2 separate regions of the Homo sapiens genome follow, and region 1 is linked to region 2. A link is a loop called in an ENCODE intact Hi-C map of the cell type or tissue named here. Cell type or tissue: CD4-positive, alpha-beta T cell. All regions are shown on one strand. Links, peaks and the distances in the headings refer to the core of each region. The heading gives the core; the rest is flanking DNA. Region 1 overlaps LOC105378250 (a long non-coding RNA gene). Region 2 overlaps LOC105369777 (a long non-coding RNA gene).

Region 1 (5,376 bases), core at 286-5,285, 400 kb after region 2:
CTAACCACAGTGACTTCTGCTGTGCCCGAAGCCCACTCCCTCATGCACACTGCCCCTATAACTTATCTTCCCACCTCCTCAAGCTTAGAATCATAGATGAAGAAAATTGGGAGGGAAGAAAGGGAATGGAAATGAGAAAGCAAGCAAGCAAGAAGGACTGGCCAGGTGGTGGATGGAAGGAGTTAAGAGGATTGGAGACAGGGGTGAGCGGGGTTGCAGGGGAAGAATGGAGTAGAGTGAATGAAACGTACAGAACAGTCTCCCTGACTCTGCTCCGTGGTTATAGAAAGAAATAGGCCTGGTGAGAAGGGGGAAAAAAGAAGAGGAGAGACTAATGGGGAGATAGGCAGACAGCTGTTCACAGGAAAGGGAAATGAGTTTAGGTCTAAGAGAGAAATTCCCAATACAGATGCTGCCTTGGTGTTGCAGAGCCTGCTGTGGAAGAGACTTGGGACTTCAAGATGTTCCCCTGACTGACGTGGGCCATAGGAGTGTCTGCTCAGGGGTAACTTGACAAGATAAACTCACATGATGTGGAGTAAAGGATCAGGGAAATTATTAGCAATGTGGTTTTTTGGAAAGTAGTTGAAAAAGGATAAAGCATGAGAGCAAAGTAGTTGATAGAGACCATGATTTTGACTAAAGTCTCATCTTCTATCTCATCCCCTCATTCAAGGAACCCAGAGAGGATAATCTAACCCTCTTTCTTCCTCCAGCTCCCATCCTTTCCTCCTCTCCTACTGTTTTTGAACATAGTTCCTCGGGAAAATCTGTCATATTTGCCTGCACTAATGTCACCCTGGCACCAGAATCCACACTGGCCTGCACTGAGCCCTGTTCCATCTGCTTAAAAAGGGAACAAATAACAGGGCCACCCACTGAGGGATAGACTCCAAAGGACTTCCAGCCAAGAACTAAGATAGTAAGATAATAATAATCTAAGAGATTATTAACTCTGTGCCCTATCTAAATCTGGGATCCGTGGGTTCAGGAGTCAGCTTAACTATTCCACTCCCTCCATATATGTTCTTGTTTCACTCTTCCTTTCCTCTTTCAAGCAATGTTACTTTCTCTTCCACCTCATTTACCTTGCACCCACAGCATAAAGTTCCTGACCAGACCTAAAGCCAACTTCAGTGTATAATCTCAGGTTCTGGCCCAAGTGCAGATGGAAGAAGCTGTGCAACTGCTCTTCCATGCCTCATACTTTAGGTGATGTAAGTGATCCAGCTAAGACAAGAATTTAGCTGTTTGACTTCAAAGGCTATGGAGGTACCACTATTCTAAAGTCCGTGTCCATCTCTGATGATCAGAAGTCTGTCTTATGCACAACCTTAGCAGCTAGTAGGAATTGCAGTTCTTTCTCTTCTAAGTACCTCTTCAAAGCCAGCAATATGAGTCCTCTAAGTGCATGAGTGGAGCAAAGAGGTACGGTTTATCTTGAAGCAAAAGTATAATCTCTATCCTTGTTCAGGATGTTGCTTGCAGAGAGGCTGGTCTCAGCGGGGTGGGAGAAGGCTGAAGAGAGGTGAAGGCTACAACTTTAATTAGAGAAACTTGCATTAACTGAAGTAAGAACTTCTCAGCAGTCTGAGGTGTTCCTCAGCATGACCAAGGAGGTCAAGTCCTTTGTGAGAAGGGGAATGATTATTCCTGAGCTAACAACCGAAGTGTGTTATCCCAACAGGAAGCAGTGGTGGGGCATGTGATCAATACTCTACAAGAGACATGAACTCATGCCACCAACTTGTACCAGGAGGAGAGGGGCAGGAACGTGGTCAAAGCAAGACCCTGGCAATGAAAGGACTACCTGAGGCTGCTGGGGAATTGGCAGACCGCATGCTTCTCAAAGCCTTGGTTGCCTTTAGCCTTATATCAGGATCCGGGAATGACCAAGAGGGTCTCTAAAGTCACCCAGGGGACATCCTTCCTCTCCTCAAAACCCTAAAGGCCCTGACCTGCTCCCCCAAGAAGTACAGAGCCCAGAACCTACTGAGACTGAGATGGGAGGCTAAAAGGAAGTCTCTGTGACAGCAATTTGTGTCTCCTTTTGTCTGCCTCTGTCTCCATCTCTTCCCCCAGCTTCTCACATCCCCAGTCATTATTTCAGAGGCCTCTACCTTGATCTGTCTCCAAGTCTCCTGCAAGATCAAAGCTCTTAACACCTGTTTTGCTTGCTGGCTCCTAGGCTAGAGAAGAGGGGGCAGGGTCCATCCTGAGGCAAGGGGAGGGCCCTGACTGTGCCTCTTCCCAAGGCAGAAGGGAGGGTGCAAGGGTGGCCCAAGGTAGGAGCCAAACCTAAGGCTCAGTTGGAACAACGCCCCCTGGTGGGAAGGCTGTCATTCTTATTCAATTATTGATTTTATTATTACTGTTATTCAGGTTATACATTGAATTAACTCATAATTATAGTAGGGTAAATATATTACAGTGACAAGAAAGGCCTTTCATAATCTTCTTATCTAAAGAAGGAAGATTCCCTGTTAGTCTCTATAGCAAGAACCTGTTTATGTCCTTCAGGTATTTATCATAATCTGTAATCATTTAATTGCTTGTTTTCTTGCTTATTGACTGTTCCGCACTAGAAAAAGCTCTATATTTAAATGAAAAAAAGAATGGATGATGAATAAATAAGTTATAAGGGAATAAACCTACCAGAGGGATAAAAACTTCCCTATAATATGATATATATCATGTCCAGATCTTAATAACAATAGTATCTTCTTTCTTAGCATTTTGACGTTTATTTCCAGATTTTTCTATGAACAATTTTTTACATTGCTTAAATAACATACACTTAAAAATAAAAATAATATACACTTAAAAAAATACACCATCATATACATTTTATGCTATTATAAACTCACGTAAATAGCCTTTTTATGACAACATATTAGAGTTCAAGTTGGAGTGAGATCATCATGTATTAACAATAATATCTTATTTTATTTATTTACTTATTTATTTTTGAGACAGAGTCTCGCTCTGCCTCCAGGCAGAGGAGTGGCGCAATCTCGGCTCACTGCAACCTCCGACTCCCTGGTTCAAGCGATTCTCCTGCCTCAGCCTCCCAAGTAGCTGGGATTACAGGCACGTGTCACCACGCCCAGCTAATTTTTGTATTTTTATTAGAGACGGGATTTTTCACCATGTTGGCCAGGATGGTCTCGATCTCCTGACCTCATGATCCTCCTGCTTCGGCCTCCCAAAGTGCTGGGATTACAGGCGTGAGCCGTCACGCCCTGCCAACACTAATGTCTTTAAAATATCCATAATGCCCTTACTTCCACATCTCTACCCATGGCCTCTTACTTACAACTGTATACCACTCATTAAATTTATTTTTTTGTTGTTGTTTTTTGTTTTTTGAGATGGAATCTCGCTCTCTTGCCCAGGCTGGAGTGCAGTGGCGTGATCTCTGCTCACTGCAAGCTCCGCCTCCCGGGTTCACGCCATTCTCCTGCCTCAGCCTCCCGAGAAGCTGGGACTACAGGCGCCCACCACCATGCCCGACTAATTTTTTTGTATTTTTTTTTTTTTAGTAGAGTCGGGGTTTCACTGTGTTAGCCAGGATGGTCTCGATCTCCTGACCTCATGATCTGCCCACCTCGGCCTCCCAAAGTGCTGGGATTACAGGTGTGAGCCACCGCGCCCGGCCGCTTCATTAAATTTATTTAACAATTGTTTGCTCTATGTTAAACATTGTGTAGAGAATATAAAATATTCAGGACACAGTCCCTCTGCTCCAAAAGCTTATAGTTGAGTAAGGGAGAAACAGAAGACGCACAACTATAGCTGACAATCAGTCAAAGGAGGATAGGAGTTGAAAGTAAAGAAATTGCTTCCAGGTAGGGCTATCCAGGAAGGCTCGGACAGGGGGTAACATCTAAGCTAAGCCATGATGATTGTGTAGGATTTCAGCAGTCAGAAATTGGGAGGAAGGAATTCCAGGGAAAAGACAGCTAATGGGAAGGAATTCTTGATTTTGGGGATCATTTGATATGGAACTGCTATTTATTATTAGAAATGCAAAGAACAGTGAAATTCAAGATAAAACTGCAGAAGCTTGAGGTTTTAAAAAAGGATGACAAGAACCAGGACCTGGATCCCAGTTCAGGTTCCATTTGTCCCCACGTCTATTGTATCCAGTGTTATTTAAGGAATGCATATAAGGTTCAAACAGGACAGGGTGCCCATTGTGCTTCCTTCTATATGTCTCTCATCTTCCCTCTTCCCCCACTGAGTTCTTTATTAACAATGAAATGATTTCTTAATCTCATTACTGAGAAAAGCACAAAGCACAGAAAAGCATATGCTACACAAATTAAGCTGGGTAATTTGCATACCTAGGGAAAGGGAGAAACCCCTCCCCCTTCCTTCTCCAGAGTCAATTTTCCTCGATCTTCTGACACCATATGTCAATAAATATCTATATTTCCTCATGCCCTGGACAGGAGATGCTGTTAAATGTCAAATATAAAGTAAAGTTTGTCATAAAAATCCCTCATAAAAAAATCTCCCAACTACCAGCATTGAAAGATGGAGGAAGGGAATTCCTGTGTTGTGTTTGCCTCCTAATAATGTTCAGATCATCCAGCTTTTTGCTTCCAGGAGCATCACAGACAATCTTTTCTTAAAGTTTTCTACAAAAGCATGCAGGGGCTTTCAACTCCTCTTACCATCCTTGCTTCTGCAAAAGTTTGTTCTCATTCTTTTTGTTTTTTTTTAATAAAACAGAACCACTGTTTAAATAACCAGTTTCTCATAATCTCAACTGTAGATGTATTTGTACATTTTTTAATTCTCCTCTTTCTGACAAAGTATAGAGGCCCACTTAGAAGCAAAGAAATAAATAAAACGAATTATCTGAGCACCTTCTATCAAGGGGTTCTAGGAGAGTGATGGTAGATGTGGGTGGTACTCATACAAGGGCGACTGTGTGTTAGGCTAGAAAGTAAAGGACAGGAGAGGATTGCCTTGTGGCTGCTGTTTCTCTTTCTCTGCAAACCTCCTCTGATTATAGCAGATTTATAAGGGCCCCAAAGCAGCCCAGCATCTTAGCCATAAACTTCCCAGAAAGAAAACTCATTGAAGTTCCCTTGAGAGGTGATGAAAAATAAATATCAGGGTTTGGTACAAACACATCAGCCAAGATCAGGGGTGGAAGGCAGCCAGTTCCCTATAGCTGGTTTAACTCATTCAGGATTTGTACACACACATACACAACATACACAAAAAGTCTAACAAATATGTTGATGGACCTACGGAGATAAGCATACCTTACTCTTTAATGCCTATTTCCAGCCCAATGCAAACATGTGTCCACAAAGCATGTATACACACATGACTTTCAATGAGTTATTTTATACCTAGCCC
Region 2 (5,376 bases), core at 195-5,194:
CTCCCAGCTCCAAATGTCCTTGAAAGTTCAGTGCTCTTTTCAACCTGCTATCAGAACATCCTTGAGCTGGACATGGTGGCTCATGCCTGTAATTTCAGCACTTTGGGAAGCTGAGGTGGAAGGATCACTTGAGCTCCGGAGTTTGAGACCAGCCTGGGCAATATAGTGAGACCCCCATCTCCACAGAAAAATTTAAAAATTAGCAGGGTGTGGTGGTGCACATCTGTAGTCCCAGCTACTTGGGAGGCTGAGGTGGGAGGATTGCTTGAGTCTGGGAGGTGAAGGTTGCAGTGAGCTAAGATTGTGCCACTTCCCTCCAGCCTGGGCAACACAGTGAGACTTTGTCTCAAAAAAAAAAGGCTGGGCATGGTGGCTTACTTGCGCCTGTAATCCCAGCACTTTGGGAGGCTGAGGCAGGCAGATCACCTGAGGTCAGGAGTTCAAGACCAGCCTGGCCAACATAGTGAAACCCTGTCTCTTCTAAAAATATAAAAATTAGCCGGGCGTGGTGGCAGGTGCCTGTAATCCCAGCTACTCAGGAGGCTGAGGCAGGAGAATCCCTTGAACCTGGGAGGCGGAGGTTGCAGTGAGCCGACATTGTGCCACTGCACTCCAGCCTGGGTGACAGAGCAAAACTCTGTCTCAAAAAAGAAAAAAAAAAGTATGTCCCTCAAAGTGTTGCTGAGAGGAGTAAAGGAAACAATCCACATAAAGCACTCAGGGTGGTGTCTGGTGTGGACAAAGCACTCACTAACGGTTAGTTATTGTCACTATCACCCTTACCACTATTCTGAAAGATGTGGAATGGAGGACAGAGACAGAGAGAGGGATCACCAGAGAGATGAGAGGGGCAGTATGGGTGGGAAGGAAAGGACAGGTTCAAGAGGGCTGCAGGAGCAAGAGAAGGCAAATGACAGAGCCAGGGCCAGAGGCAAGGAAATTGTCTTTTGGGAACATTGCAGGGGAAGGAGCAGAGCTCAGAAGAATCACCCTAGGTTCAAGTTCCTGCTCTGTGACTGGTTCCCTGGGAGTGCAGGGCAAGGCAGGGCTGGGCCTCGGTGTTGAGTAGGCTGGAAGCTAGGATTCTTGGGTCGTCCTCCCACTTGGTCCCATGGCCACTCTCTCAGACTCATCTTGATCCTCTTCTAGTTGCTCAATTTGGTTCAACCTGTGGGAGATGCTCCTCCCATTCTCCAAGTCTCACTTCCATCCTTCCTGCTAAAGGACTTGGGGATCAGTCCCATTCCCTTGTCTGTCTGTCTATCTGATGTCTGTGTGGTCCCTCAGGATAATTGCTCTGGACAACTCTAACACCACTCAGACAGATTGTCCGGCCTCCTGGCCCTGACATCTCCCACCACTGCATCAAGCCAAATTACTCGGCCCCCCCAAGCCCCGGGCTCTGGTGAAATCCGATTAGTGAGGAGAGAGCTGCACTGAGCTGACAGCTCCTCCGATAATTGCTTCCCAAGTAAGTGATGCAAATCAGCCCATCCAGCCTATTCCTGCTCCTCTCTTGGGGACCCAGGCGTCCAGGCCCCAGGAGATGGAGGACACCAGAGTTGAGGAGACCTAGACGCTGTCATCTTCCTCCAGTTAAGTAGGCATAATCCATAAAGCTAGGTTGTGCTGCCTTGGGGCTGAGGTGTGCGTAGCAGGGTAGCGAGGCTGAGCCAGGGACCCCACTGGCTCTGCATTTCTGTCTTAACTGAGAGGGTGTCACTTTGTCACCTTATTCTCACCCCTTGGAGAATAATCCCATTTCTTGTAAGGTAGATGAAGGCAGAGATATAGAAGATACAGAGACAGCGAGATGGCTGAACCTGTTGAGAAACAAATCAGGCAGGTGCGGTGGCTTACACCCATAATCCCAACATTTTGGGAGGCCGAGGTGGGAAGATCACTTGAGCCCAGCAGTTCAAGACCAGCTTGAGCAACATAGCAAGACCCTGTCTCTACAAAAAAAATTTTTAAATTAGCTGGGTGTGGTGGTGCGCACCTGTAGTCCCAGCTACTGGAGAGGCTGAGGCGGGAGGACTGCTTGAGCCTAGGAGGTCGAGAGTGCAGTGAGTCATGATCATGCCACTGCATTCCAGAGTGAGACCCTGTCTCAAAAAAAAAAAAAAAAAAAAAAAAAGGACACAAATGGATGAACTCACAGCCTAGCTCCTCTGGTTGTGGGCCCTGCAGATAGCTTTCTCTCTTTGTAAGTGCCCCTCCTCACTAGGCTGAGGAAAAGACATGGAGTGTTAAGTCCCCACAGATGGAATGGGGAGGCATGGGGAATCTGATCAAGTCTGGAGACTTTTGCATCTGTGCCAAGGACATGTCCTTGGGATGCAGTGGCCCTTGCTTAACTCACACATCAAGGAGCCCTTTTCCCTTCCCCAAATCAGGGCCCTTTAAAGGGCCTGTTAATGCTTCTTCCTTAATGCATTTCCTTCCTACATCTTTACTTCAGGTTCTTTCTTGCTGTGACCTCCTTATCCCAACTTCTGCTGACCTTGGAGACCTGAAGAGTTACTTTCCTTGCAATCCTGAACTTCCAACTCCAAACCTAACCCTGCATGCAGGTCACTGTCTTTGGGAAATCTACAGGATGAGCTCCCCAGTCTTGTCCTCCGTGCTTGTGTGTCTGATAGGGCTTCATGGACTGGGTCTTGGGTACTCAGACTATCATCTGCCTGAGACCCTGGCAGAGCAACAGCAATAACTACCCTTTGTGGAGCCCAAATTCTGTAATAAGCACTTAATGTAATTAAGTCATTTAAACATCACAAAAGAAGATAGAGATTACAATGATTATCCCATTTTACAACTGAGATAACTGAGGCACAGAGAAATTAAGTAGCATGCCCAAGGTCACCATGAGTAAGTGGCAGAGCTTGGATTCAAACGCAGCAGTCTGATTCCAGAGCCCAAAGTCCTGAGGCCTCTGCTATGCTGTCTTCACTGTCCTATGCTCTTTTGATGTTTGTTGGGCTAATCGGGACAGGACCCAGTGTAGTGGAAGTGGGGAAGGTGGCTACACTGAAAGTTAAACACCAGAACCCCCTTTGGGGCTCCCCATGTCAGAAACAGTGAGTGGGAGCTGAACAGGGTGAAACTTAGTATCTATGAAGGGGGAAACATGGCCTTCACCTTCTCCAATTCCCGACCTTTGTTTTGTGCAGTGGGAGGCCCCGCAGCTAGACAGCCCTTCCCCGTGAGAAGCGGCGAGGCAAGGGAAAGGCTGAAAGATCCGCCTAGCAGCCCAAGTGAGCAGAGTCGGAGCTAGGACCCAAAGAGGCCGATAGATGGCGCTCATGGCCCAACACAGCTCCAGCAGCCCGAGGAAACAAAAAAAAAAAAAAAAAAACAAGTGAGCCGGTTAACCCCTTCCCTCCCGGGCTCAGGACAGAGGGGCTGGCTGGTGGGTATGCCTGGAGCCCTGCCCCAGGACCGGTGACTCAACTCTCTAGGCTCTTACCCAGGCGATAACCTGGGTCATCTTCTGTTCCTGCCCCACAAGGCTCTACCCGTAAATCACAGTCAGCAGCCTCCTGAAGACTTCCCAGAAGACATGAAGACTAATAAATGGAAGAGACTGGTTGGAAGGGCTGCACCCAAGCCCATGTTTCATCTCTTGGGCTCTATCTCTTGAAAGCCTCAGGGTCCCTGTTTCTAAGCACGCCTACTTCAGGAGAGCGCCTCACCTCCATCTTTCCTGGGAGTGACTCACTGGGCGGGGAGGAATAGCATGGACTAGAGAGAGAGAAGGCCCCAGGCCCCTCTGACATTGGCTGTAGGGACTCACTGTGGGCTGCCTAAGCCTCAGTTTCTCCTTATATCTGGACTTCCTATCTCTGGGTTCCCTGGGGTGGATGGGCTTATAGGGACAGAAACAGTTATTCAAGTCTTCTAGGAAATTGAAATCAGGGGTGGGGAGGTGGAGGTCCTGGGGGATCTCTGCTTGCCTGTTACTCATTTCACTCATTATTGTTCTGCCAGAAGCAGACTTTGAATGTGGAGGGGCTGCCAAGATGACAAACTAGAACAGAAGTGCTGGGCAAGCAAGTGACAGAGGGGTCGGGGTGGACAGGAGGGTTGTCCAAGGGATGGTGGAAATCCTGGAATTTTTAAGCAATGAGATGACACCACAATGAGGTCCCTTCACCTTATTTTTGGTCAGAAACACAGAAATACATAGACACACAGAGATGGGGGAACTTGTTCTAGAAGCTCAGATTCTCTTATTCCAGTCATTCTAGGGTAAGAAGCAGAAACAGGGAGATGTTCACAGAGGGAGACAGAGACCTGCAGATACAGAGAGAAAGCTACACAAGAGACTAGAAATAGAGATAAATTTACATAAGTAGAGAGGGGCAAATAACATAGGCAGAGAGAGACACAGAGAGGGAGAGGATCTGGTAAAAATTAAAGCTCAGGAAATTATGGGCTTCATGAGGTGGATGATTAATTCCATTTCCAAAGTCTTGCAAGGGTCAGGGTAGTTTCTCACCCTTGATGTCAGCAGGTCACTGCTCACAGCTCCCTGAAGCTCCTACTGCACCCATTAAGTTTTTGTTGATAGGAGATCAGACAAGTCCTGGGAAGGGAATAGCATCCTTTTTCTCTCACTTCTTCCTGTTCTGGGGTTTATAGGTCTCCTTTTCTACCACTCACAGGGAGACCTTGCTTCTGTGATTAGAGCCTTGGCTGTGCTAAGGTGTGTGGAGATTGTGGGGTGGGAGGAATATAGAAGATAACTAACCTTAGGGGGTTCCCAGTCTAATGAAAGTTTTAGAGTCACGACACAGAACCAGACCCAGATAGAGCACAAGAACAAAACTAGGAATAGGACAGATTTGGACATAGATATTGGGATGGGGGAATGGTGGGGGAATGGACTGTTAGGTGCAGCCATGGGATGAGGATTGATCAGGGAAGCCTTCCTGGACAAAGTATTTGAGGGAGAAGATTTGGATGGAAGAGTGATAGCTAACTTTATGTGTCTACTTGAGTGGTCTAAGGGACACCCAGATAGCTGGTAAAACATTATTTCTGGATATGTCTGTGGAGTGTTTCTGGAAGAGATTTGCATTTGAATTGGTAGACTAAGAAGATCACCCTCATTAATATGGGTGGGAACCATCCAATCCCTTGGGGGCCAGTAGAACAAAAGAGTGGAGGAAGGCAAATTCTCTTTCTTCATGAGCTGGGACATCTATTTTACCTGCCTTTGGACATCATTGGAGTTCCTGGTTCTTCGTCCTTCAGGCTCTGGGACTTAGCAGTGAGCCTCCTCCCCTGCTTTGGACTTTCCTGAATTATACCACCTGTTTTCCTGGTTCTCCAGTGTATAGACAGCAGAGCGGGAGACTGTGGGACTTCTTG

Evidence for each region. Peaks named below come from ENCODE experiments on the same cell type or tissue, not always from the same donor. Only the 100,000 strongest peaks of a DNase experiment are listed, where the experiment ranks them.
Region 1: a loop joins it to region 2, with 26 times the contacts of the local background. A loop is called at or near these places in 6 of 110 quality-filtered maps.

The regions. Positions count from the first base shown.
Region 1 is chr12:53,788,858-53,794,233 of GRCh38, reverse strand. The region is part of intron 1 of LOC105378250 (a long non-coding RNA gene); the gene reads right to left. Among named protein-coding and RNA genes, the nearest start is that of CISTR, 40 kb to the right of the region's middle. In CD4-positive, alpha-beta T cell, for the core only: CTCF peaks have their summits at 2,166 and 2,376; a DNase peak (open chromatin) is centred at 2,303; H3K27me3 peaks cover 1,027 bases.
Region 2 is chr12:54,189,660-54,195,035 of GRCh38, reverse strand. LOC105369777 (a long non-coding RNA gene) reads right to left here. Exons shown (of 3, transcript XR_944984.2): 2 at 4,502-4,588. Among named protein-coding and RNA genes, the nearest start is that of SMUG1, 3.4 kb to the right of the region's middle. In CD4-positive, alpha-beta T cell, for the core only: a CTCF peak has its summit at 3,274 (motif pointing right); a DNase peak (open chromatin) is centred at 3,305; H3K27me3 peaks cover 2,303 bases.